Regions from separate parts of the Homo sapiens genome. Here region 1 is linked to region 2. A link is a contact called in ENCODE Hi-C or POLR2A ChIA-PET data. All regions are on one chromosome and are shown on one strand. Each heading gives the region's core, a stretch centred on a gene start or an enhancer-like site at or near the end of the contact. The rest is flanking DNA. Distances are from core to core; before and after follow the strand shown. Region 1 holds the start of EFCAB10 (EF-hand calcium binding domain 10). Region 2 overlaps PUS7 (pseudouridine synthase 7).

Region 1 (5,663 bases), core at 2,319-4,818, 87 kb after region 2:
TGGATAATTTTGTATTTTTAGTAGAGATAGTTTTTCACCACGTTGGCCAGGCTGGTCTCGAACTCCTGACCTCAAGTGATCTACCCACCTTGGCCTCCCAAAGTGCTGGGATTATAGGCGTGAGCCACCATCCCAAGCCTGTCTTTTTAAATTTTGTTGTTCATATCATGTTTAAGATACCCGTATTCAGGATAATCAAAGGTTCCAGTTGGCCTGGGACAGTCCTAGTTTACCATGTTGTCCTGGCATAATTATTAATAGTACCTATTTTCACTCAAAATATCCCCGGTTTGGATGATAACTCATACAGTCATCTTACCCATAAAGAACGACTAATGAAGACAGGAAATGTAAGTATAAGTCAGTGAGGAGCATCAAAATAACAATTTGGTAAATTCTCAAGAGAATCTGCAGATTCATAAATTGCATTCTTCTGATAAAAATTATACAACATATCAAGATGTAAAGTAAATTAGAAAATCAAGCCAAGATGTCCAATATCCAATAATAATTCCAGAAAGATATAGGTAAGGAAAATAAGAAAAATACTTCCTAGACCTGAAAGAAAAATATCTCCAAATTTAATAAGACCATAAAGTACCTAGAGCACAAACATTAACAGCAACCACAACAAAACCATTCCAAGGCATATATTTAGGACACCAGGGATAAGATAAAAAGACAATCCTAAAAAGTTTCTGGAAAGAATAAACTTGCCTCATAGCCAGATCAAGTATCTGATGACATATGACATCAGAATTCTTCAGAGCAACATGAGAAATTAGAAGACAATGGGGCAATGCCTTAAAAATTCTGAGGGCAATATGTTCCAAGTTAAAATTGTGTCCACTCTTATTTTATTTTATGAGACAGAGTCTCACTCTGTTGCTCAGGCTGGAGTGCAACAGTGAAATCTCAGCTCACTGTAACCTCTACTTCCCAGGTTCAAGTGATTCTCCTGCCAGAGTCTCCCTAGTAGCTGGGACTAGAGGCACATGCCACCATGCCTGGCTAATTTTTGTATTTTTAGTAGAGATGGGGTTTCACCATGTTGGCCAGGCTGGTCTCTAGCTCTTGACCTCAAGTGATCCACCCGCCTTGGCCTCTCAAAGTGTTGGGAGGTGTGAGCCTCCGTGCACAGCCTCCACTCTATTAAAAAGTTTTGAATGTAGGAACTCACATTTTTATATACGTGTGTTCCCAAAATCTTTACCCCTCAAAGCACGCTCTCTCAGGAAGCCACTAAAGGATATGCTCCACCAGAAGAAAGCGGTAAAGCAAGAATGAGGGATTACTGGCTGTGCCATAAAACAGGCTCTGAACACTAGAAAGGCGAGGAGTCGTCTTAGGATCAGAGTGAGGGGAAGCCGTGAATAACCACTGTGTAGCTATCAGTCCAGACTGGAGCAGGAAGACACACAGCTGGGGGTACGGGGTTTGGGTGGTGGTGGTGGGGGTAATTACCCAATGAATGCAAATGTAATGAGAGGACAGCTGTACTGTGGCAAAAGAGGGTATGGATGAATTAGTGATGATCACACAAATTTAAGCCAAAAATGTAAATATATTATTAACCAGGGAAAACAACAAGGGAAATATAATCAGCATACTATAAGGATTATAGATACTTGCCTAACAATATTAAAAATTCTGAATACTGAGGATATCAAAATTGTGATCTAAATTTATCTGGAAGATGGGTGTGAGTGGGAACAGGTGTATGAGGTGTGTGTTTAAGAAAGGCGCATTTTCATCTTCCACAGCATAAAGCTAGTATCTAACCTAGAGGGAAAAACATTAAGCAGCAGCAATATAGGCCTGTTATTTAGAAATCTCAAGATAAATAGCAAAGAATATTGCTAAAAGAGTTGAAATTATTCTGTGCAGAAGCTGGGGATAGCAACAGGAATGCTGTTATTATAAGCTTTGGAGTACTTTTCAATTTTTAAACCCCATACATCCACTTCAATAAAAATGAAATTTAAAAATAAATGTTGACAAATATTTTATATAACGAATGTAACATAATATATCCCTTGTTATGATGAAGAAAATTAACATTTGTCTTTATTTTTAGTTTTTTTTTTGAGAAGGTGTTTTACTCTGTCACCTGGCTTGAGTAGCAATCTCCGCTCAATGCAACCTCCGCCTCCCAGGTTCACGTGATCCTCCCACATCAGCCTCTTGAGTAGCTGGGATTATAGGCACGCACCACCACGTGCAGCTAAGTTTTTTTATTTTTAATAGAGATGGGGTTTTGCCATGTTGCCCAGGCTGGTCTATGAACTCCTGAAGTCAAGTGATCTGCCCACCACAGCCTCCCAGAGCGTTGGTATTATAGGCGTGAGTCACCGCCCCCAAGGAGCTTCACGAATAGCTGGGATTACAGGCATGCGCTACCACACCCGGCTAATTTTTTGTATTTGTAGCAGACACGAGGTTTCACCATGTTGGCCAGGCTGGTCTCAAACTCCTGAACTCAAGTGATCCACCCGCTTCGGCCTCCCAAAGTACTGGGATTACAGGCCTGAGCCACTGCTCCTGGCCTATTTTTTATTTTTATTTTTATTTTTGAGATAGGATCTCGCTTTGTCGCCCAGGCTGCAGTGGCGCCATCTCGTGCCCGGCCTTTTTTTTTCTTTCTAATATTTGTTTTAATACTTTAAAACAACTAGCAAGAACTCTGTCTCCTATACATGATATTGGTTGGGTGTTTTTTGGCAAAATTGGAATGTTTGGTATTTCCACTTCCTTACACAGAAGCAAATGGACAATTTTGGCATTTCGGACGCTCCATATGGAGGTCGGCAAATTACAATTCTGCACCCTGGGGAGGACATAAAACCATTTTCACCTAAATATAACTTTTAAATGACACACCACTCCCAAATTACAAAACGATTCAAATTTTGTAGGGGGTTCAGATGTGTAAAAAAAGTCAGGAAAAGCGATCCCCTCTAGAACATCTTCTATCCTACCCTATCAATTGTTTAGTTGCCAGATTAAAAACTTTGGCCGTGCGCGGTGGCTCACGCCTACAATCCCAGCACTTTGAGGCGCCGAGGCGTGCAGATCACCTGAGGTCAGGAGTTCGAGACCAGCCTGACCAACATGACGAAACCCTGTCGCTACTAAAAATACAAAAATTAGCCATGCATGGTGGCGGGCGCCTGTAATCTCAGCCACTCAGGAGGCTGAGGCAGGAGAATCGCCCCTGAGAATCGCCACCAGGAGGTGGAGGTTGTAGTGAAATGAGATCACGCCATTGTACTGCAGCCTGAGGGACTTTTATTGAAGGCCGCAGAGTTAATCAACAGCAGAAGGGCTCACGTGGCTGGGAGGCAGTGGAAAGCGAATGTGTAAGAGGGGGGTTTCGTGTGGGAAGCGAACCCCACATGGAGGTATGGCTGTACCGGGGCATGGGGGCCCTTACCCGGCCGAAAGAAAAGGAGGGCGCTGGTGAGGTAGCTAACCACCTCCTTGATCTGATGCTTTTCCAAATACTCCGCGGCTTGGAGCTCCCTGCTGCTGGTCTCCATCGCTCCGCGTCCCGCTGTTGCTAGGCGACTGCCTGGCGTCTCAGCCGTGCGACTCTGTCTCCCTCTACCCGGCGCGGTCACGTGACACGCCTGACTGCCCTGTGGCTGCGACCCGGACCTGGAATTTCTAGAGCTCACGGTTCAGGGCAAGCCTGGGGCATGTAGCAGGGCAGAGAGGGCAGGTGAGGTGTGGACCAACGTCACTGTCCGCGATCCAGGCTTAGGGCTGGGCCCAGGTGCCTTTTTCCATCTCTCTCTAGCACCTAGCTCGGTACTTGTTGATCCAATGATTAACAAGGCTTGAAGTGCTGGCATCACAACTCAGCATGAACTAATAACAGAAGGAACTTGTGCAATTTTGAGGGTGCCCAGTGGAGAGTTCTTTTTATTATTATTATTTAAGACCTTTATTAACAGGTGCTTGCAGTTTGTTGACTTTTTTGAAAAAATCAAGTTGTAAACTTTTATTACAAATTAAAAATAAAGTGCTTAAAAATCTCATCTTGACCAGATATGAAACAATTTAAAAACCTTTAAAGGCGTATTGAGAAAAACAAGGCTTTTTAAAAAAAACACGTTTGTTATTACCAAAAAGAGACATATTTAGGTAAAAATAATAAAAACCCCATGCTGCATAGATAATGCAGATAGTTCTATTTATCTGGTCAACGGGCAAAAAGCAAGCACTTAAGGTCTTCAGCTCCAATCTTTTGTTCATTTCTTATTGCTGGAATTTCATATTTCTTCTTGTTGGATGACTAAACCGGATGATGGTAGAGATGGTAAGCCGGCATTTACTCAGCCCCGCCCTGCTCAGCCTCGGGAGCAGACGAATTCTCAGCTGGTGGATTGGCTGATTTTGTCTCTTTGCCATCTTGTGATTTAGGGTTTTCTGGGCATCTGCGTTGGTAATTGAAGTTGCTGCGGTACCGACGTTGAGGTGGCTGCTGACCCTGGGTCTCATCTCCTTGATTTTATCTTCTTCATTGCCGTACTCTCTAGGCTGTCTTTGGCAAGGAGGGCCCCTGCGGAATCGTGGTCTATATCCCCGATACATATTCTGCCTCACTGGTCTACCTTGTTCTCCTGCACCCTGGTTGTCAGCACCCTCCATCACTTCTCCCTGCACAGGAGGGCTGGAATACTGTGGTCGACACCCATAGGGTCTCCGCATGTAGTAAGGTGGGAACCTTTGCCTGCGGTAGGGCCGGCATTGTTGGGCCTGGCCTTCGGGAGCATTCTCCGATCCCTCGGTCTTTTCCCCACTCTCACTGTTCTGGTAATTTTGCTGGTAATTGCGTGGAGGACCCCTATGACGTGGATAGCGTCTATAATGGTTACGATCTGCTGCATATTTACCGCCTTGAACTCGAACACCACCAGGATCTGTAACATTTGCTGCCTCCGCACCCTCTTCTCCTTCAACAACATCAAACTCCACAGTCTCTTCATCTCCTACACTGCGAAGGTACTTCCTGGGGTTATTCTTTATGGCAGTCTGGTGTACAAATACATCTTCCTTGGTGTCATTCCTGTTGATGAAACCATATCCGTTCCTTACATTGAACCATTTTACTGTTCCCAAAACCTTCACTGCGATGACCTTCTTGTCCACGCTGGCAGGCGCCGCCGATGTGAGGCCGCCCGGACCACCGCTCCCTGCGCAGCTGCCCGTAGTGCCGGGCTTGGTGTCGGCGGCGCTGAGGGCGGGGGCGGCGGGGGGACGGGAGGGGGGCGGTGGGGGGAAAGGCGGGGGCGGCGGGTGGCTGCTGGGTCTCGGCCTTGCTGCTCATTGGTTGCGGTGATGGAGACTGGGGCCGGCTGCGGCAGCTGCGGCTCCTCCCGTGGTATGACGGTAACTAGGCCGGCAGCGGCGGGGCTGCTCAGGGTTCTCTGGGGTCCGCTCTCCGGGGTCCGCTCTCCGCTCCCGCTACCGATCGAACTCCCCAGTGGAGAGTTCTAAGTGGCATCTCTGGTGTGAGCGGCCTGCAGGCATGGCGCTGGCCACCAGTCAGGAAGGTCTTGGCCTGTTGGCTCGACTGGGTTGTGGGCCACAGAGCAGCCTGGATCCTGAGCTTCAACCCCTGTTTGCTGGAGCTGGTTTTATGAGATGGAGACCACCTG
Region 2 (5,644 bases), core at 934-3,433:
CTAAAAATACAAAAATTAGCTGGGCGTGGTAGTGTGTGACTGTAGTCCCAGCTACTTGGAAGGCTGAGACAGGGGAATTGCTTGAACTCAGGAGGCTGAGGTTGCAGTGAGCTGAGACCACTCTGCTGCACTCCAGCCTGGGCCACAGAGACTCCGTCTCAAAAAAAAAAAAAAAAAAATCTACTAAAACAACATAAATTCATATGCAAGCTAGAAAAGTAAATGATAGCCAGGTGTGGTGGCATGCACCTACAGTCCCAGTTACTGGGGAGGCCTGAGGCAGGAGGACTGTCTGCGCTCAGGAGTTGGAGGCTACAGTGCGCTATGATGGTGCCTGTGAACAGCCACTGCACACTACACTCCTGCCTGGGTGACGTAGTAAGACCTGCTCTCTTTAAAAAAAAACAAAAAAGGTAAATGATGGCCAAATAATTCTTCGCTTTTTTTTTTGAGACGGAGTCTCTCTCTGTCACCCAGGCTGGAGTGCAGCGGCACAATCTTGGCTCACTGCAACCTCTGCCTCCTGGGTTCAAGCAATTCTCCTGCTTCAGCCTCCCAAGTAGCTGGGATTACAGGCATGCACCACCACATCTGGCTGATTTTTTGTATTTTTTTTTTTTTTTTTTTTTTTGAGACAGAGTCTCGCTCTGTCGCCCAGGCTGGAGTGCAGTGGCGGGATCTCGGCTCACTGCAAGCTCCGCCTCCCGGGTTCACGCCATTCTCCTGCCTCAGCCTCCCAAGTAGCTGGGACTACAGGCGCCCGCCACTACGCCCGGCTAATTTTTTGTATTTTTAGTAGAGACGGGGTTTCACCGTTTTTTAGCCGGGATGGTCTCGATCTCCTGACCTCGTGATCCGCCCGCCTCGGCCTCCCAAAGTGCTGGGATTACAGGCGTGAGCCACCGCGCCCGGCCGATTTTTTGTATTTTTAATAGAGATGGGGTTTCGCCATGTTGGCCAGGCTGGTCTTGAATGCTCGACCTCAGGTGATCCACCCGCCTCGGCCTCCCAAAGTGCTAGGATTACAGGGGTGAGCCACTGCGCCCAGTCAATAATTCCTTTCTTAGCAGTGTAAACATTTGTGGCTATTAGTAAATAACTGATGTTGTTCAAAGACTTGGCTAGCCAGCAACAAAAAAGGCAACAATGCACTTCCTATCCATCATCTACAATTCATTACATTACATAAGACAGTGAAAGCAAAGAAAAATGCATTCTAGAGATATAATGTACCACTATGAAAATTTATCTTCAGTTTTTAAAAAGTTATTGTGTGAATTTTCCATGCTGCTATTGCTTTGTATTAAAAAATGAAAAAAGCCAAATGAAATGCTAAAACTGGGATCTGAATAGTTTTGATATGAAGATAATAAGTAACCTAGTTAACTAAGAAGTATTTTATAAACTTAACCGTTCCATATGAGAAGGAAAAAGCCAGGAAGGATTTCTTAAATCCTGAGCAATCCTCAACTCCCGATCTTGGAGGAACTCCCTCCCCACCCACCTATTCCTGTCAAGAATCGTCTGTTCTCTCTGGCTCAGGTACAGGCATAGTAGCACAGACTCTCTCCCAGGGAGTTAATAAATAGAGCAAAATAAATGTTACTTAATTGGGTACTGTGTATTATGGGCTGAACTGTGTCTCCCCCAAAATTAGTATGTTGAAGCTCTGACCCCCCAGGACCTCAGAATGTGACTGTATTTGGAGATAGGGCCTTCAAAGAGGTGATTCAGTTAAAATGAGGCCATTTAGGGTGGGCACTAATCCAATCTGACTGGTATCCTCCTAAGAAGAGGAAATGGGGACACACACAGATACCAGGGGTGTGCGTGCACAGGGAAAATGCCACATGAAGACACAGTGAGAAGGCAGCCATCTGCGAGCCAAGGAGAGAGGCTTCCGGAAAAAAAACAAACTTGCCGACACCTTGAGCTTGGGACTGTTAGCCTCTAGAAGCATATGAAAAGTAATTTCTGTTAAGCCACCTGATCTGTGGTATTTTGTTATGGAAGTCCTAGCAAATTAATACACTGTTTCCATATTTAAAATGAGTTAAATATATATTGGAAACCAAATTTCCACAGCATACAGACTTGCTGTGGTGTGTAGCCACTTCCATTTTTAAGAAAAGCTTTGGCACCTTGCCGATCCCCAGAGATCCAGTCTCTGCTATATTTACATTCCTGTTAGAAAATCAGACCGGTCTCAGGTTTAGTCAGTCTCCAGGAATTGAGAGCTCCCAGTCTGGCAAAACCAACCTCTGCAACCACGTCAAAGGATAAGTATAGGCTTTCAAAAGAGAAAGTTAATTTTTATTTTCAACCAGATTGTTAACTCTCAGCTGCATGCGAATCATTTACTTATGGAATTTTCATCTTGAATTATTGGCACTACGTATGTGGGGGTCAAAAAAATTAATTCATCCATTGCCTAAGAAAACTATCCTCACGGCCTGGCACAGTGGCTCACGCCTGGAAGAAACAATGCACTTCCTATCCATGATCAGTGATTTTTTTTTTTTTTTTTTTTTTTTTTGAGATGGAGTCTTGCTCTGTTGCCAGGCTGGAGTGCAGTGGCACAATCTCGGCTTACCGCAACCTCTGCTTCCCAGGTTCAAGCAATTCTCCTGCCTCAGCCTCCTGAGCAGCTAACACTACAGGCACATGCCACCATGCCCAGCTAATTTTTGTATTTTTAGTAGAGATTGGGTTTCACCATGTTGGCCAAGATGGTCTCGATCTCTTGACCTCGTGATCTGCCTTCCTCGGCCTCCCAAAGTGCTGGAATTACAGGTGTGAGCCACTGCGCCAGGCCGATCGGCAATTCTTAATCCCAGTACTTTGGGAGGCTGAAGTGTGAGGACTGCTTGAGCACAGGAGTTCGAGACCAGCCTGGGCAATATAGTGAGACTCTGTCTCTAAAACCTAATAAAATTAGCCTGGCATTGTGGCATACGCCTGTAATCCCAGCTACTCAGGAGGCTAAGGTAGGAGGAATGCCTGAGCCCAGGAAGTCAAGGCTGCAGTGAGCCTGATCATACCATCATTCACTCCAGCCTGAGTGACAGAGTGAGACTGTCTAAAAAAAAAAAAAAAAAAAGAAAGAAAGAAAGAAAGAAAACTATCATTGGGAGGAGCATTTACTATCTGTAATCTGTGCTCCTCCTGCTCCTTTTTCCATTAGCATGGAAAAAGGAATATACGTTTCTGTTGCTTTGATTTTGTATAGGCATAACAACAGTAACTCACCTTAAGTATTTGGAGAGTACATTAATAGCATCCATGGTGTCTTTGTTTTCCTTATATAGTACGAAGTGGCAGTAACTTCCCCTAGATTTTGGCCAAGAATGTTTTCTTGGATCTTGAAAGCAAAAGAATTAACATTATATATACCATAATAAAAGTTATAGATGTAAGAGCTCATTTTTCGCTATAGAACCTTTGAGTGGAAAATCAGTTCTAGTCTGATAAAGAAATACAGGTTAAGTGGTTATAGCTGTGTGGACTAGAGGTATTACATTTCCTGTAATTGGACACTTAACATTATCTATCCATATTAAAAATAAAAAGCTAAAATGTGGCTGGGCACGGTGGCTCACACCTGTAATCTCAGGACTTTGGGAGGCCAAGGCGGGCAAGATGGCTTGAGCTCAGGAGTTCAAGACTGGCCTGGGCAACATGGCAAGACCCGTCTCCACTAAAAATAGCCAGGCATGGTGGTACACGCCTGTGGTCCCAACTACTCAGATGGCTGAGGTGGGAGGATCACATGAACATGTAGGGTGGAGGTTGTAGTGAACCGAGATCATGCTACTGCACTCCAGCATGGGTGACAGAGCAAGACCCTGTCTCAAAAAATAAATAAAAGAAAAACATTTTTAATTAAAAAAAAGAACATAAAAAAATTAAGCCAGGTTAAATGTTAACTTCTGAGCAGCTAGTGTTACTTCAGTTGTTCAATCCTGTGTTAAACAATGTAAGATTTAGGCCGAGTGTAATCCCATGCACTGTAATCCCAGCACTTTGGGAGGCTGAGATGGGCGGATCACCTGAGGTCAGGAGTTTGAGACAAGCCTGGCCAACATGGTGAAACCCCGTCTCTACTAAAAATACAAAAATTAGCTGGGCATTGTGGCGAGTGCCTGTAATTCCAGCTACTTGGGAGGCTGAGGCAAGAGAATTGCTTGAACCCAGGAGGTGGAGGTTACCGAGCCAAGATCGTGCCATTGCATTCCAGCCTGGGCAACAAGAGCGAGACTCCGTCTCAAAAAAAAAAAAAAGTATGCATATCTACACACACACACATATATATATATATATATATATATATATATAGAGAGAGAGAGAGAGAGAGAGAGAGAGGGAGAGACACATACATATATATGCTTTAGATTTAAGCTGCTCAAAATGTTTTTTTTTAAGTACTTTGGGAAAAATATGTAAGCCTAAACTGCACTTTATAGACGCTGTACAATAACATTCATGAGTCCTGTGTGGCACAGAGCTGCAGTTGTTACTTAAACAACACATCTAGTTCATTTGATTACTGTAACTCCATGAAAGAAAAACTGAAAAAATGTTTCATACAACAATTCCTAGAAAGAGTCCTCTTCTTTTAAAAATAATCCTTTTTCATGAACTCATGAATCCCTTATCTTCAGAGGCTTAAGATACTGCTGGTACCGAAGCTGGTACTTGGATACCTGGCTTTGTCAAGGCAAAAGCACTGTTTGGTAAGTTAGTGATAAGTTACAATGAAAAGAACAAAAGACTCCATAAACCATTTCAGAAAACTGCCATAGCATGTATGCTTAGTGAATCACCCTTCCTTCTTGATAAATATGTGAGTTTTTTCTGTCTTGGACAGAAAAGTATTACAAGTATTTCTTTAGTCCTTGGTGTGAATTCCTCACAAGTTCTTCAGAAAACTGTTGAGCAGGAATATCATTTTCGGTTTTCCTTCCAGCTCACTATCAGTTAAGCAAAGTTGTCTATACTTAGCACTTGTGACAAAATCTTTGGCATTTCACTTTATCTACATGAAATGCCAAATGCTCTTACCTGCTGCAGTTCTGACCTCTGTCCAAATGCACAGCATAAAGAGCACAAAAGAGCAATGTTTAATTTATAATATTAAAGTGCTTTAGAGGTGAACATGCAAATGATCGCATGGTTAAGTTTACACTGAGGACTTCTACAGCACCCGGTAGTTATGCGGTGGGTTAACAGCCATTTAGACATTAACAATGGAATGTTTTAGAGGCAAACAGTGAACAAGTAGAAAACTCTTCTACAGGTGCAGCCTCCTTGTCTCAATCCCTTCACAATGGGCATGTTAGTTCACGCTCAAAGCTGCACTGTCTGTACCCATGAGATGAAGCAAAAGGTTTAAGGATAGTAAATGCTTCCCCAAAAAGAGATCTGTTTACTTAAATATGGGAGGACATGTACCAAAATGCTATTTGTGATTATCTTTTTTTTGATAGTGAGACAAGTAACTATTGCTTTGCTTTTTCTGCGTTTCATGAATTTCTTGCATTGAATTATAAAGACTTTTAAATTTGAAAAATGTTAAATATTATAGAAAACAGCTAAGTTCTTTATAGATTAAAAAAGATTTAAGAGACGACTTAAGAGGCTTATC

The links. A loop is a pair of places that touch in the nucleus more often than their neighbours do. ChIA-PET counts read pairs that join two places held with the same protein, here RNA polymerase II (POLR2A). Pooled maps may share reads with other maps.
Region 1: a map of PC-3 shows a loop between it and region 2 (2.5-fold over the local background). The contact joins the promoter of EFCAB10 here to the enhancer-like site in region 2. A Hi-C loop is called at or near these places in 2 of 168 maps with a recorded cell type or tissue (B cell and PC-3), 4 of 37 single-sample maps with no recorded cell type and 11 of 50 pooled maps. POLR2A ChIA-PET finds 5 or more read pairs at or near these places in 1 of 52 experiments (activated T-cell).

Annotation. Positions count from the first base shown.
Region 1 is chr7:105,577,925-105,583,587 of GRCh38, forward strand. EFCAB10 (EF-hand calcium binding domain 10) reads right to left here and starts at 3,569. Exons shown (of 5, transcript NM_001355526.2): 1 at 3,434-3,569. The coding sequence starts at 3,539. It also overlaps the pseudogene YBX1P2. RefSeq lists enhancers at 2,961-3,473, 3,474-3,984.
Region 2 is chr7:105,491,893-105,497,536 of GRCh38, forward strand. PUS7 (pseudouridine synthase 7) reads right to left here. Exons shown (of 16, transcript NM_019042.5): 6 at 3,250-3,361. Among named protein-coding and RNA genes, the nearest start is that of PUS7, 28 kb to the right of the region's middle. Within about 2 kb of position 2,184, at least 2 of the 41 ENCODE cell types and tissues checked have a DNase peak (open chromatin) inside an H3K27ac peak, as active enhancers do.